3 separate regions of the Homo sapiens genome follow, and regions 1 and 2 are each linked to region 3. The links are chromatin contacts, found by Hi-C or POLR2A ChIA-PET in ENCODE. All regions are on one chromosome and are shown on one strand. Each heading gives the region's core, a stretch centred on a gene start or an enhancer-like site at or near the end of the contact. The rest is flanking DNA. Distances are from core to core; before and after follow the strand shown.

What was found. A loop is a pair of places that touch in the nucleus more often than their neighbours do. ChIA-PET counts read pairs that join two places held with the same protein, here RNA polymerase II (POLR2A). Pooled maps may share reads with other maps.
Region 1: a loop to region 3 is called in a map of naive thymus-derived CD4-positive, alpha-beta T cell, with 6 times the contacts of the local background. The contact joins the enhancer-like site here to the promoter of ABITRAM in region 3. A Hi-C loop is called at or near these places in 1 of 168 maps with a recorded cell type or tissue (naive thymus-derived CD4-positive, alpha-beta T cell) and 6 of 50 pooled maps. POLR2A ChIA-PET finds 5 or more read pairs at or near these places in 1 of 52 experiments (activated T-cell).
Region 2: a loop to region 3 is called in a pooled map, with 4 times the contacts of the local background. The contact joins the enhancer-like site here to the promoter of ABITRAM in region 3. A Hi-C loop is called at or near these places in 2 of 50 pooled maps.

What each region holds. Positions count from the first base shown.
Region 1 is chr9:110,142,801-110,147,621 of GRCh38, reverse strand. The region is part of intron 8 of PALM2AKAP2 (PALM2 and AKAP2 fusion); the gene reads right to left. Among named protein-coding and RNA genes, the nearest start is that of C9orf152, 63 kb to the left of the region's middle. Within about 2 kb of position 3,506, at least 7 of the 41 ENCODE cell types and tissues checked have a DNase peak (open chromatin) inside an H3K27ac peak, as active enhancers do.
Region 2 is chr9:107,258,005-107,262,759 of GRCh38, reverse strand. No RefSeq gene overlaps it. Among named protein-coding and RNA genes, the nearest start is that of RAD23B, 23 kb to the left of the region's middle. RefSeq lists an enhancer at 3,813-4,352. Within about 2 kb of position 2,104, at least 3 of the 41 ENCODE cell types and tissues checked have a DNase peak (open chromatin) inside an H3K27ac peak, as active enhancers do.
Region 3 is chr9:108,931,991-108,937,104 of GRCh38, reverse strand. It overlaps ABITRAM (actin binding transcription modulator), which reads right to left and starts at 2,705. Exons shown (of 6, transcript NM_017832.4): 1 at 2,540-2,705; 2 at 1,416-1,467; 3 at 668-797. The coding sequence starts at 2,618. It overlaps ELP1 (elongator acetyltransferase complex subunit 1), which reads left to right and starts at 2,981. Exons shown (of 37, transcript NM_003640.5): 1 at 2,981-3,241. RefSeq lists a silencer at 2,479-2,758 and an enhancer at 3,509-3,738.

The DNA.
Region 1 (4,821 bases), core at 2,257-4,756, 1.2 Mb before region 3:
TTTCCCCCCGTAGAAACAGGGTCTCACTATATTGCCCAGGTTGGTCTTGAACTTCTGGTCTCAAGCGATCAGCCTCTAAGCTTTTTCTTAAAACAAAAGAGCAACTGTAATGTTGTAATGTTGTAATGACAACAACAATAATAACTCTTACTGGGAGCTTTTTATGTACCAGGCCCTGTCTCAACATTTTTATGAGGTTGGTATAACTTTATTCCTATTTTACTGAGGTTTACAGAGGTGAAGTAAGTTGGTCACAAAGCTAGCAAGTGGTAGTCAGGAATGAAGCTTGAGATATGAATCCAGAGAAGTGACTGTCATATTTTAGCATATATTCTCCCTGACCATCACACATAATTTTTTTTTTTTTTTTTTTGAGACAGAGTCTTGCTTTGTTGCCCAGGTTGGAGTGCAGTAGGGATTGTAGCTCACTACAACCTCCGCCTCCCAGGTTCAGGCGATTCTCCTGCCTCAGCCTCCCGAGTAGCTGGGATTACAGGCATGTGACACCACGCCTGGCTCATTTTTATATTTTTGGTAGACATGGGGTTTCACTGTGTTGACCAGGCTGGTCTCGAACTCCTGACCTCAAGTGATCTGCTGACCTCAGCCTCCCAAAGTGCTGGGATTACAGGCATGAGCCACCTCGCACATAGATTTATACTTGAGTAATGGGAAATAAAAGAGAGACTGGTAATACTTGTGAGTTAGATACACACACATTTTGGGAACCCTTTTAAGTTTACCTTCAAGGCCATGAGAAAGAAAATCTCGTTACAAGAACTACACATATATTCTTTGGTGCTCTAATTGTCTGCCCCATACACTCTCTCCCTGCCCCACCTCACCTCCTAGCCTTCCACCCCATAAGTATGTAGCACACAAAGATCAAATAGATCTGAAATGCCAGTCTCCTTAGGGAAGTACACAGCAAGTAACTATGGCTGGTAAAAGACACAGTCATATTCTGCCCTGAACCCCAGCAGTCACAGAGGACATCCTGCTCCCAAGCCTGGTTTTGATTAGTTCCTATTTCTTACCAAGGAACTTGCAAGAATTAGGTTCTTTGATTCACCTCCTCTCTGTCACCTGAAAACTATGCATCTGTTTTTGTGCATGGCTGAGTCTGATTCCTCATAAGATGCTCCCCTAACTAACTTGCAGCATGGAGAGGCCATGCAGAAGTAGGCAATGAGGACATCACATGGTGGCCCAGCACCAGCAGGAGCCAACCCAGACACACGGATCTATCTGAAGACCCAGCACAATCAGCAGGAACAGCAGAACCTGCTTGTACCAGGGAATTCAGCTGGTGGGGAACGTTCTGCTTTTTCCAAAGTTCTGCTGCCCAGAAGCTGTAACTGCAGGCTTGTCACAGAATAAAGACTTCTGGGCCCATAGGATCTCAAGAGTGAGGCTGGGCTGCACGCGGTGGCTCACGCCTGTAATCCCAAATCCCAGCACTTTGGGAGGCCGAGGCAGGTGGATAACAAGGTCAGGAGATTGAGACCATCCTGGCTAACACGGTGAAACCCCATCTCTACTAAAAATACAAAAAATTAGCTGGACGCGGTGGTGGGCACCTGTAGTCCCAGCTACTCGGGAGGCTGAGGCAGGAGAATGGCGTGAACCTGGGAGGCAGAGCTTGCAGTGAGCCGAGATAGCGCCACTGCACTCCAGACTGGGCGACAGAACGAGACTCCATCTCAAAAAAAAAAAAAAAAAAAAAAAAAGAAGAGTGAGGCTGACAGGCAGGTTTAACCATGGCAGTTGTCTTTTCCAAGCCTTTAAGGGTAATATCTAAAGAGAATGTGGAATTCTATACTTTGAAAAGTCCTGATTTCATTGCACACCTTCACCCCTTGCCAAACATAGCTTCAACATAGTCTTTTCTTACCAATTCCTTTCCAAATGGCATGCATTTTTCAAGAAAACATACTTGCTGGATTTAGATAAAGAGAACACAGGGAAGTCTGGGCCAAGGCAGAAAGATCAATTTTTAAAAGGCAAGGAGAACAGTACGTAGTCATGGTGCTCAATGATCACCAGTCAACTAACTTAGTTGACTTTGACCCTAGTACACCAAAAATGTTCATGTTTAGTTAACAGAATAATGAACACTTATCCCTGCTCATCCTCAAATTTAAAAATTTCTTCCTTGCTTGAGTACCCAGTTCTTTCGAAGTTTTCAAGGAATGAACCTGTTTCTGGAGTAAATGGCAGAGCTTCTTCCTGGGAAATAACTTTCAAAAAGAACTCACAAGAGCAGCTAGGCTAGATGGCTGATGTGGACTAAGTTAGTCCCTTGGCTATCCGCTCAGATCTTTGGACAGCCCGAGTGCTTTTGCCTACTGTAATTTGGGGCATTGGAATTGAGTTCTGAAAGCAGAAAGGAATCATCCTGGGTCACTAGGGAAGCACTGTTTCATGGCCCCTGAGAGTCAAATTTATACACCCAGGCCACCGCAAAAGAAGGATTGCAGAGCCACAGTGGCTCCTAAAAGGAGGATCAAGAAGGACCCAGGAAAATGCAGGGGTTGGGCATAAGATTGGGAAAGGGTAGAGGGAACCTGAGCTACAGGTTGGAGAGAGAAGCTATTACTGTATACCTCATAGAGCAGGCTCAACAAATGGGAAGGAGAAGGTAGGGGAAAGAAGATGGATTTTGGAGACAAATGAGAGCCTGAGTTTGAAACCAGGCTCTCCCATTTTCAAGCTGAGTGACCTTGGGCAACTTAATCTCTCTGGGCTCTAGTAGTAATTCTTTGAAAAAGAATATTATTACAGGTCCACAACTCTTCATATATAATTCCCAAATCCAAAAAACTCTGAAAAGAAAGATTTTTCATAACTTATTTGGCAGCAAAACCTGACATGAGCTGACATGAAGGTCTCCTAGTCTTTACCCACTTAATGTAACTAATTCTTCTTCTCAAGTTTTAGAGTAGAAATTTAATTTGATCACAGGGTGTTGACCCAGAACCTGCCAGTTGTGTTAAATAATAGTATGTTCATTGTATTACTTTTCTAAATAATAGTATATACTTTATAAATTCTCTAAAATCAGAAAAAGTCTGAATCTAGAAATATATCCGGCCTCAAGAGTTGAGGTAATTTGTATCTTAGAGGGCTGTTGGGAGGATTCAGTGAGAAAATAAGAAATGACAAGTGTGAAATAACTAGTATTATATGCAGCTTTAAGGCCTTGATAAATTGTAACTACCATGATTAGACTTTTGTAACCAGAGAATGTTCTAGAAATATGGTGGTGGACAATAACCATCTGTGGACACTCCACAATAAGCTTTAGCTAGCTTCACACAGCCAGAAGGGCTCCTACAAGCTGCACAGTTGGTGCCTGCCTTGCAGGAAAGAGAGGCACTGTGTACTACTGATGGAGAGCTCTCTCATCATCAATCCTTCTGTCAGATGCTGACACAGGGACTTCCCCCATGGAGCAATGAGGGCACCTCAAATGAAACTGTGCCTCATGTGGCTCTAATTTAGCATGGCACACTCCACCAAGCTCTGCTTCATGAAGAATGTGTGGACAGTCGCAAACATATTTTTCCTAAGACTTTCCTTTGTGATATTTGCAGATAATGAAGGGGAAAGAACAGAGACCCAGTTAAGAATCTTTATAATAATGTAATGATCACCTCATGTCTAATCTTATCTAAACAGACAGCAGCAGAAGTCAACACTTCCTGTACAGCTTACAAAAGTAACATTTATAACTATCACATCTTTCCACAAATTAGAAGACATGAACAGATACCCCAAGTTATGGAACTTAATAGCAAACTACACCTTCTCTTTTGCCACTCTCCATAATGTAGGTCTCACGGGGTGAATGATCTGACTTGGTAAATAAATTCAACATCTGGCATGAAAACAGAAACTCTCAAAAAACCAAACAAATCATCACCTAACTGGGTTTCTCTGGCATACTTAGAACTTGGAAGTGAAACCAGGATATCTAATAATAGACACAGATACTAAAGTGAGAACTGTTGGCAACCCCAATATGAAAAGACATTTGAAAAGGTCTTGAACTGCAACTTCAATACAATGTTTGGATATCCCACCCCCTAATTCTTTCCTCAAGGGTGTTTTACAGCACTGTGTGAGTTACCCCTTCAAATCAGGCTCATGTACCTGCAAAGGTGCTTCCTTTATTCTCTCTCTCTCCTTTTTTTTTTTTTTTTTTTTTGGCACTTTGCTGCCCAGCCTGGAGTACAATGGTTCGATCACAGCTCACTGCAGCCTTGAACACCTGGGCTCAAGCAAACTTCTTGCCTCAGCTTCCCAAGTAGCTGGGACAACAGGCATGTGTCACCACACTCAGGTAATTTTTCTTTTTTTTTTTTTTTTTAAGAGATGGGGACTTGCTATGTTGCCCAGGCTTGTCTCAAACTTAAGCAATCCTCTTGCCTCCACCTCCAAAAGTGCTGGGATTACAGGCATGCACCACCACCCCTGGCCTTCTTCCTTTTAGTCTCTAATTCTAAGTGCCATCAGCAGAGGGCACACATGCACACACTATTGGGAGCATGGCCCCTCACATAACATACAGGGTGTTCACCAAGATGGCGCCTGCCTTCGGAAGTGCTCATAAGCAGGAAGAGCTCAATCCAAGCCTATGAAATGGATGCATTACAATAGGAAGACATTTAGTCCATCAACTCACAGTGAAGGCAGGACAGCTTGGGGTTGTGTTCAGATAATTACTCCTTTAAAAACTCTCACTGGCTTCTCACTGACCATAGGGTAAACTCTAAAGTCTACAACCCTTAACATGATTGATAGAGCTCTTGGTTGTCT
Region 2 (4,755 bases), core at 855-3,354, 1.7 Mb after region 3:
AATAATAATAATAGTCATCCTGATGGTGTAAGGTGGTATCTTATTGTAGCTTTGGGTTGCATTTTCCCAATGATGAGTGATGTTGAGCATCTTTTCATGTGCTTATTGGTTATTTGTACATTTTCTTTGGAGAAATATCTATTCAAGTCCTTAGCTCATTTTTAAATTGTTTATTTTTTTGTTGTTGAGTTTTACAACTTCCTATATTTTGAATATTACTCCCTTATCAGATATGTGATTTTTCAAATACTTTAGTCCATTCTTTGAGTTGCTTTTTTACTCTGGTGACAGTGTCCTTTGATGTCCAAATTTCAAAAATTTTGAAGTCCAATTTATTTTTTTTCTTTGTTGTCTGTGGTTTTTGTTCATATCTGAGAAATCATTGTCAAAGCCAATGTCATGAATCTTTATGCTATGTTTTTGTCTAAAAGTTTTTTAGTTTTAGATCTTTAGGTCTTTGATCCATATTGAATTAATTTTTGTATGTGGTGTTAGATAAGGGCCCAAGAATGTCTTTTGTGTGTGCACAACATGTTCATTTTTATTACATTTAATAACTATTCCTATTTTAAGGCTCCCTGAGGACAACACTGCCTTAAAATCCTTTATACCCCTATAGTTCCATAAATTTAATAAGAGCTTAATGTACTTTTAAAAAAAAGAATGCTTTATGATTACTGATCATTGAATCAAATTGAAAATATTAGTCACTCTGTACCTTGATTATAGGACCCAGCATATAAGGGATTTTTTTAAATGTTTATTGAATTAAAGAATTGAATATATTCTTATTCTGAGAGATTTTATTTTCAAAGAAAACCATATTTTTTCAATTAAGTGATGTTGACAGGATTAGAAAATGAGATTATTGTATATGTTGTATTACACAATGCACATAGTAAAAAGAGAATAACACAAATACCAAAAAATAATTTCTACAGCCATTTTCAAAACAAATACTGGATTCCCACTTTAAGATGGTGAATTAAAACTGAGTTCATTTTTTTCTCCTCTAAATCTTTTTGAAGTAATTTCAAAAAACGTCCCAAAACACAACAGCTTTGGAAACCAAAACAAAGTGATGTGATAGTTATACAAAAATGATCCCAGTGAACCACGCTTGTTGGTACTTATTCCTCTGTGTAGTCTCCTCCCATATTGCAGGTGGACTTTAATCAATAAAATGCAGTGACAGTGATGCTGTAGCATTTTGGATTTAAGCCTTTAAAAGTCCTGGCACCTTCCTTTTTTGCACTCATGAAAGCGGACCATAATGTATGCATCCAGCTACCACGCTGTAGAAAGTGGTCATGTGTAGAAACCCTGGAGGATGAGATACCCCTAAGGATGAGGAGACAGGCCATGTGGAGAAGCATCAAGTTGCTAGACATGTGAGAGAAGTCATCTTGGATGTCTCCATGCAGCACAGCCTCCAGAGGACTGCCGTCCTAGCTGCTATCTATGACTGCATGAGAGACCAGAAGTGAGACCAGAAGAACAGCTCAGCTAAACTCAGTCAACACAGAGGCTCATAAGATAATAATAAATTGTTGTTTTAAACCACTACGTTTTTGGTAGATTGTACTCAGCTATAGTTCTGAAAGCTATAAAGCATCTGGAAATAGATTGACAGAAAAAAAAGAAAACACGTAAATTTTTCTGTATGAGTTCAAAGAAGAAAATTCCAAGCTCAGAGCCCAGGCACAGCTGTTAGGAGCCAGCCCTGAGGCAATTCACAGAACTAGGGGCTGGGAAGTGAACTGAAGGACTTCAGAAATTGCTAGCCTTCACTGTGCTAGATGTACTTGCTAACTGAAATTTGCCACAGTCAGTTCCTAAGCTGGGAGCTAAGGAGTTCAGTGGGATCAGTGCCCCTTCAGGTTACCATTATACATTGAATGTGTCACCTCCGCAGTTAAATCCCACAGCATCTCTTAGGATCCCAAAGTCAGAGGCTGGAATATTTGACAGTGTCAGGAGTGTGGGTGTGGGCAGAAACATCAAAACAAAGAATTAGGAGAGCTTCATTTATTCTGCTCGAGGGAGTTTCTAAACTGCCTCTAGGGAGGTGAGTAACTGAACCGATTCAAAGAGCAAAGGTTGAGCCTTACTGAGCTTGTTGTTCTCACCAAATAAAGGGGGAAGTGGAAACAAACAAAACCACAAAGGGAGAGATCTTTTAGCCAGTGCAATAATAAGAGCTATCACTTATATGCCATTTACCATGTGTTAAAGGCCACTGTTCCAGTTCACTCACAACCTTATAGAAAACCGTGGTAAAGAGGTTTGTGGTGTATGAATGGCAGCAGCCTGATCTTAGAGTTATAAACACAAGGCGATAAAAGTGACATTTCAAATCAGTGGGAAAAGAATGGATGCTCCAATAATAGCAAGTTCCTAATGCAGAAATTCGGCCAGTTATAGGTGGGTCAAATATTCCAGCTATGAAAAATTAAAATAAAGACAAAGATAAACCATGTGCTATGTTCAATTAATAGAGTGTGATTACAAATCAGTAAAAAAAATTGAGTGCCCTAAACTTGCCAAATTATATGGACAGACAACAAACAAATGAAAAATACAAGTGGTCAATAAATACACATTTGGAAATGCACTCCGTCTGGGTACGGTGGCTCACGCCTATAATCCCAGCACTTTGGGAGGCTGAGGCGGGTGGATCAATTGAGGTCAGGAGTTCAAGACCAGGCTGGCCAACATGGTGAAACCCTATCTCTACTAAAAACACAAAAATTAGTCAGGAGTGGTGGCACACACGTGTAGTCCCACCTACTCAGGAGGCTGAGGCAGGAGAATCGCTTGAATCCAGGAGGTGGAGGTTGCAGTGAGCCAAGATCGTGCCAATGCACTGCAGCCTGGGCAACAGAGTGAGATTCCGCTTCAAAAAAAAAAGAAAAGAAAAGAAAAGAAAAAGCACTCCAAGGCTGAGACTGGAAGATCGCTTAAGTCGGTGAGGTCGAGGCTGCAGTGAGCTATGATCGTCCGATTTCACTCCAGCCTAGGTGACAGAGCGAGATCCTATCTCAAATAGATAAATAGACAAAAAATAAAAAATAAAAAAGCATTCCACTTCACCAGTATTCAAACTCAACAGGAGTGATAACAACATATTAGTTATCACATATGGAACTTACAAGGAAATAATTTGAGGCAATATGCCTTATTAAATATTTAACCTTCATATGAAGTTGGAAAATGCCAAACAAGGTGATGCTGGGACAAAATGGAACAAATTGAATATTGAAAAAGATTATGTGATGAAAGTGACAATCAAATAAAGAAAAGGAAGATTACTTGGTTACATTATATTGGGACCATTAATTAAATGAAAAAAAAATCAGTTGGATTTATATCCTATACCATAGACTAAAATCATTCCAAACAGATGAGGGACTTACGTGTGAAAAATGAAACCTTTAAACAACTAGCAAGAAGTAGAGGTGAGTATTTACCTTATCTCAAGATAGGCAATGGCTTTCTGAGCACAAAATAAGGAATAAATTATAAAGTTAAAAGACTTAAGCTGGGTGCAGTGGCTCACACCTATAATCTCAGCACTTTGGGAGGCCAGGAAGGAGGATCACCTGAGGTCAGGAGTTCCAGACCAGCCTGGCCAACATGGTGATGAAACCCTGTCTCTACTAAAATATAAAAAATTAGCCAGTGAATCGCTTGAACTCGGGAGGCGGAGGTTGCAGTGAGCTGAGATTGAGCCATTGCACTCCAGCCTGGGAGACAAGAGGGAGACTCTGTCTCAAAAAAAAAAAAAAAAAGGCTTAATAACATCAATATCTATAATATATCTATTAAAAAACAAAGCAAAAACTACTTTAATTGCAATAATCTTTCATATGTAACATAGTAAGATAATACTCTTTATTGTTATCTTGCTAATCAGTTCAAATATCAAAGGGATACAGTTTTTGACTTATTTAATTGGCCAGGATTTGTATTAATGTGGCAATACTCAATGTAAGTAAAGATACAAAGAGATGGAGATTTTCTTGTGCTGCTTATAGACATATAAATAGGCAGTATTCCTGGAAAGTTATTTGGCAATATGTGTAAAAGGTCTTTAGAACTGTCATCGTTTTTGACATAATAAATCTACTTCTAGGAATTAATCCTAAGGAGATATTCAGAAATATGAACTCTTTTTATAAATAAGATTTATCCCTCTCCCTCTCCCTCTCCCTCTCCCTCTCCCTCTCCGTCTCCCTCTCACTCTCCGTCTCCCTCTCGCTCTCCCTCTCCCCACGGTCTCCCTCTCATGCGGAGCCGAAGCTGGACTGTACTGCTGCCATCTCGGCTCACTGCATCCTCCCTGCCTGATTCTCCTGCCTCAGTCTGCCGAGTGCCTGCGATTGCAGGCACGCGCCGCCACGCCTGACTGGTTTTGGTGGAGACAGGGTTTCGCTGTGTTGGCCGGGCCGGTCTCCAGCCCCTAACCGCGAGTGATCCGCCAACCTCGGCCTCCCGAGGTGCCGGGATTGCAGACGGAGTCTCGTTCACTCAGTGCTCAATGGTGCCCAGGCTGGAGTGCAGTGGCGTGATCTCGGCTCACTACAACCTACACCTCCCAGCTGCCTGCCTTGGCCTCCCAAAGTGCCGAGATTGCAGCCTCTGCCCGGCCGCCACCCCGTCTGGGAAGTGAGGAGTGTCTCTGCCTGGCCGCCCATCGTCTGGGATGTGAGGAGCCCCTCTGCCTGGCTGCCCAGTCTGGAAAGTGAGGAGCGT
Region 3 (5,114 bases), core at 1,456-3,955:
CACTGCAACCTCCGCCTCCCAGGTTCAAGCCATTCTCCTGCCTCAGCCTCCCGAGTGGCTGGGATTACAGGTGCCCACTACTGTGCCTGGCTAATTTTTGTATTTTTATAGAGATGGGTTTTCACCCCGTTGGCCAGGCTAGTCTCAAACTCCTGACCTCATGATCCACCCACCTTGGTCTCCCAAAATGCTGAGATTATAGGCGTGAGCCATTGTGACCGGCCCATGTTTTTCTTTTTTTTTTTCTAACTCCCTTGGGAATTTTTTTTCTGTTTAATTTACATGTGGAAATATATGGTAAAGAAGAGTTAGTCACCTAAATTTTACAGAACTCGACATACTAGTTTAATACAACTAGAAGGGACAAAATATCTTGTTATATTGCTATTAGAGTTCTCCTTTCAAAGGCCTGCCTTCCCCCTCCTCCATCCTGGGCATTATAGGGATAGTAGCACAGAACCTAATATAACAGATACTACACCTCCTGAGATACCTAATTTGGGGGAGCTGAGAATTTCTTTAGGTGAAAGTATACCTAAAATTAGCACCTCAAACTGCTAGAGAAGTATGCTAAGCATATGCTACTGGATTCTAAGGTTCATTGGATCTGTCATTACCATGAATATAGAGGATGTAAGTAGATAATCACAGAATTACAGGAACATACCCGCTTAAATTTCCCAGAGACCTTGTTCTGAAGTCTGCTACAGTTGGTACTGATCTGATAGGAAATGCTTTTAATTGTTTTTCCACTTTGAAGAACTGGATGAGATTCTGCCAATGTGATGACACATATTCTACAAGGAGAAAAAGTTGATCCTGTGTGATTGCTTGGAATAATTTTTCCTCCCATAACTCCTATTGGAACAAGAATGTATGAACTGGTATTTGTTTAGTCAAACTATCATCTTCCCCCTTTTTCCTTTGGCTACTATTGGGGCATAACTGTAGAATAGAGAATACAATAATAAAAGAGAAAACAAGATTGAATTTCTTTCCCAGGAAAGGGAAGAGTACCAGAGGTCTTTAGGTAGGTAGCACTGGGGTAGAAGACAAAGAAATAAGGCATGCCTGTGTATACGAGATACCATACATGTCTCTACCGTAGCCCTTTCTGTGGGCTCTGAACAGTTCAGTAGTTGGGCACAGACTGGCCACTTCAAGTAGCAGCTGATGATGTGGTCCTCCATTTGGATGTTTGAGTAATCAAATTTATATGTTCAGAGTGGCCAGGCACTGGAATACTCATTCTTGCCAAACAAACTCCTATAATAATACCATTTCAACACAGTAGAAGATAATTAATGCATGTTTGTTTAGTGAACATTTGTTCAATCCAAGACCACAAGACCATACCAGGCTACAATACCAGGAAAAAAAAATTTTTGATAATTTAAAATTCCCAATTTGCTTACCGGTTAGAGTGCTGTAGTATACAGTGGTCCTCACAAAATTTTCCTTTGACATCTAGAAGAATACATGAGTCTGTTGGTGGCTGAAATCAATATTTACTACCACTATGTGGTACTTTCTTTGGGTCATATAGTTGATAATGAAGACTGGACACATACATGCTGCATGCTGATCACGGGTATCCCTTCATTACTCAAAAAGACATACCTAAAGGTTTCCTAGAAAGTATTTAAAGAGATCTGGCCCAGATAGAATAATTTATTCAACATTAAGGTAATTAACTCCTTGCTCCATCTTACTTTACACTCACTTCAAAATGAGTACACGTAGTATTTTTGCTAGGAAAATGCAATTAGCATCCCGTTCTTTATGATATATATTTTTTGTTGGTGGTTTCCAGGACTGTCCTGATGTTGGTGCAAGTCCGACATTCTGGGAAACCCCTCAGTCATGGGTGAACTAGGACAGGTTGGTCACCCTATGTTTGGCCAACAGAAAATATGCTACAATATATATTTTTTAAACTGAGTATAACCATTATCACTGAATGAAAGGAAGAAAGGAGAGTCCCCAACGATGCTCCCACCACTGGTTCTGCTTACACAAAACAGTACAAAAAGAATACCTACTTCTAAGTGGCAGATGGCGTCTCTTAAGGTAAATGTATAGATTCTTCTTCTTTCTAAATGTCTCTAATCTAACCCACCCTCTTCTCGCCATCCCTACTGCCTCTACCTTAGTTTCGATCTGATCATTTAAATAATTTTATGTATCGCTACTCCCTGTGAGAGTGAGCCCCTCAATCCCTCCAGGCACTTAAGGACTGTTGCAACCTAGCCCTCCGCCTACCTTTGGGGCCTCCGTTTAGAGTACTCATCTTACTGCGAGCAACACCCTAGAGCTCGCACTGCAATCGCCGGCCCCAGAATGCGCCCTGAAGTATTTCAGGCCACCAGGTCTTTGCAAATGCCATTCCCTGGGGCTAGACGGAACACAGAAGTCCAGTGCCTTCTGACGTGGGGACGGAGAGCCAGGGAGAGCGCGCGTGGCTTATGATCTGTCAACATAGTCTACACAGCATTAGGCCAGTGCGGCCAAGGAGGGATCAACATCACTCCGCACTTACCCGGTTTGTACCAGCGAGTGAAGTATCGATCCACGAGCGAAGGCACCACCGGCTCCGCGGCTTCGGGCTCGGTAGCCATGGCGACCTCCGGCGCCGCCACCCCCGCCCTCCGGGACCCCAGCGCTTCCTCCGCGCAGCCCGGACTGGGCGTGCTCTTCCGGCGCACAGCGCGTGTCGTGCGCACGCGCGCTGCTCTCAGGTCCGCAGGTTCCACCCCCCCCCCCGCCCCCCCCAATTACAGTGCTTTGGGGTTCGACATCAAAACAGAGATCAAATACAAAAGTTTGGGCAGATGGGCAAGAGGGCAGAGGGACAGGGGACGCGGCCAATGTAGCTCCTCTACCTCTACGGTGCCAGGCCTACAAAGAAGGCCGGCCGCCGTAAGTGACCAGAAGCGGGCCCGGCCTCGCCCCCTCCGCCTGGTGACGTCACTCCCGCGCCGCACTCCCAGTGCTGCGGCTGCCTAGTTGACGCACCCATTGAGTCGCTGGCTTCTTTGCAGCGCTTCAGCGTTTTCCCCTGGAGGGCGCCTCCATCCTTGGAGGCCTAGTGCCGTCGGAGAGAGAGCGGGAGCCGCGGACAGAGACGCGTGCGCAATTCGGAGCCGACTCTGGGTGCGGACTGTGGGAGCTGACTCTGGGTAGCCGGCTGCGCGTGGCTGGGGAGGCGAGGCCGGACGCACCTCTGTTTGGGGGTCCTCAGGTAAGCGATCCATCCAGGGTAGGGGCACGGGAGTGGACCTCTCCGCCGGCGGTGTCCGGGTGAAGGAGACCCGGAGCCTCCTCTGCCTGCTGCGGGCCGGGGACTGGAGTGCGGGCTGCACCACCTCTTTCCTAGAGCCTTAAATTCTTTTTGCAGCCTTGCCACCTGCTCCATCGGGGGCGCTGGGAGGCGCGACAGCCCAGGGATGCCTGCTGCCCCTCCAGCCGGACTTAACCCAGCCTCTTGATTGCTTGCAGGGGGTTGATAATAACGCTGAAAGCGAGAGTATTAATTCACGATGGAAGGCGGCGGTTAATAGAGGCTCGGGTGCTGTGGTGCGGGTCCTTTCTCGCGTGTGAGACTTTTTCGTGGAGGTGGTGTCCTCTGTGCTTCTCCATCTAACGTGGTGTTTTACGTGGCTTTCTCTCCCGTTAACGATGATCTCCGTGGAGACAGTGGCTGAGTAATCTTCAGATCCCAGTACTTAGCAAGTGCTCAGTCGGTGTTGGATGTAGGCCACAAACCGGATCGTAAAGAATTCAACTGTATATTGACAGCCACGGAACTAATCAATGAATAGATCCGTATGAAGAGTAAGCAAAAAGGCAGCAAAGACAGTTTTTCAGCTTGGGGACATAGAGTAGAAATGGTCTGTCCCCAAATAGTGGGAACTGTCATTTGGGGGAAGAATAGCAAGTTCTTTGCTTTCCAGGTCGCATTTGATGTGCATGTGAGACATGCTTGTGATTCTATCAGGAGGTTGAAAATGTGGGTTTAGTGGTAAGTTTGGGCTAATTCAGTCAGGGCTAGGCATTTAGGCCTAATCAGCGTATTGGTGATCTACCTGGTATATGTAATCATGCATGTGATGTCTAGCCAAGAGGTGGATAGTCGAAGGAGCAAGGGAAGAAAATGAAGCAGTTATCAGGAAATTAAGAGAGAATCCACGATTGACCTTTGGTGTGGAGGGATCTTTAGCACATTTAAGAACTGCGAAGAGTTTGAATCAGTGGAGGCAGGAAGGTTGGAGGTTGCAGATGTCCAAGAAAGAGTACTAATAGGCCTAGGTCCTGTGGCAATATGGAGGATATTCCTTTCCTAGCCTGGAAAGAAGTGGAGGGAAGTCTTCCTCCGAGAAGATAAGGGAATAAGGCTGATGGGTGTGAAATTTCAGAGAAACTAGTTTTGAGGCGTTTTTATGATGTTTAAAGATGAAAAACGCAGCCAGGCACGGTGGCTCAGGCCTGTAATCCCAGCACTTTGGGAGGCAGAGGCGGGTGGATCACTTGAGGTTAGGAGTTCAAGAACAGCCTGGCCAACATGGTGAAACCCTGTCTCTACTAAAAATACAAAAATTAACTGGGCATGGTGCCGGGCGCCTGTAATCCCAGCTACTCCGGAGGCTGAGGCAGGAGAATCGCTTGAACCCGGGAGGCAGATGTTGCGGTGAGCCGAGATCGCGCCATTGCACCCCAGCCTGGGCAATAAGAGCGAAACTCCGTCTCAAAAAACAAAAAAACCTGCATGATATGTTAGAGGTTCAAGTAATTTCTAGCAGTTCTTGAATATAATTGTCACCAAAACTTACTAAAATCATTGTCTTCCTCACTTCCATCATATATAAACTTACCTTTCTCTTATCCCACATTATATATTATATAATTCCTATGACACTTGACATTATCTTCTGTGTACTATTAGGATTGATTCATCTTTATTCTTTCTATGTCATACATATGTGGGGTGCCAAGATGAGAGAAGTCTCCTTGGATTAAAGTGACAATAAGACCGGTGTGGTCCTTGTAATTGCTACCCCTAACATAAGTTAGGGACTTACAATCATAAGCCTTAAAGGGATCTGAATATAAATAAC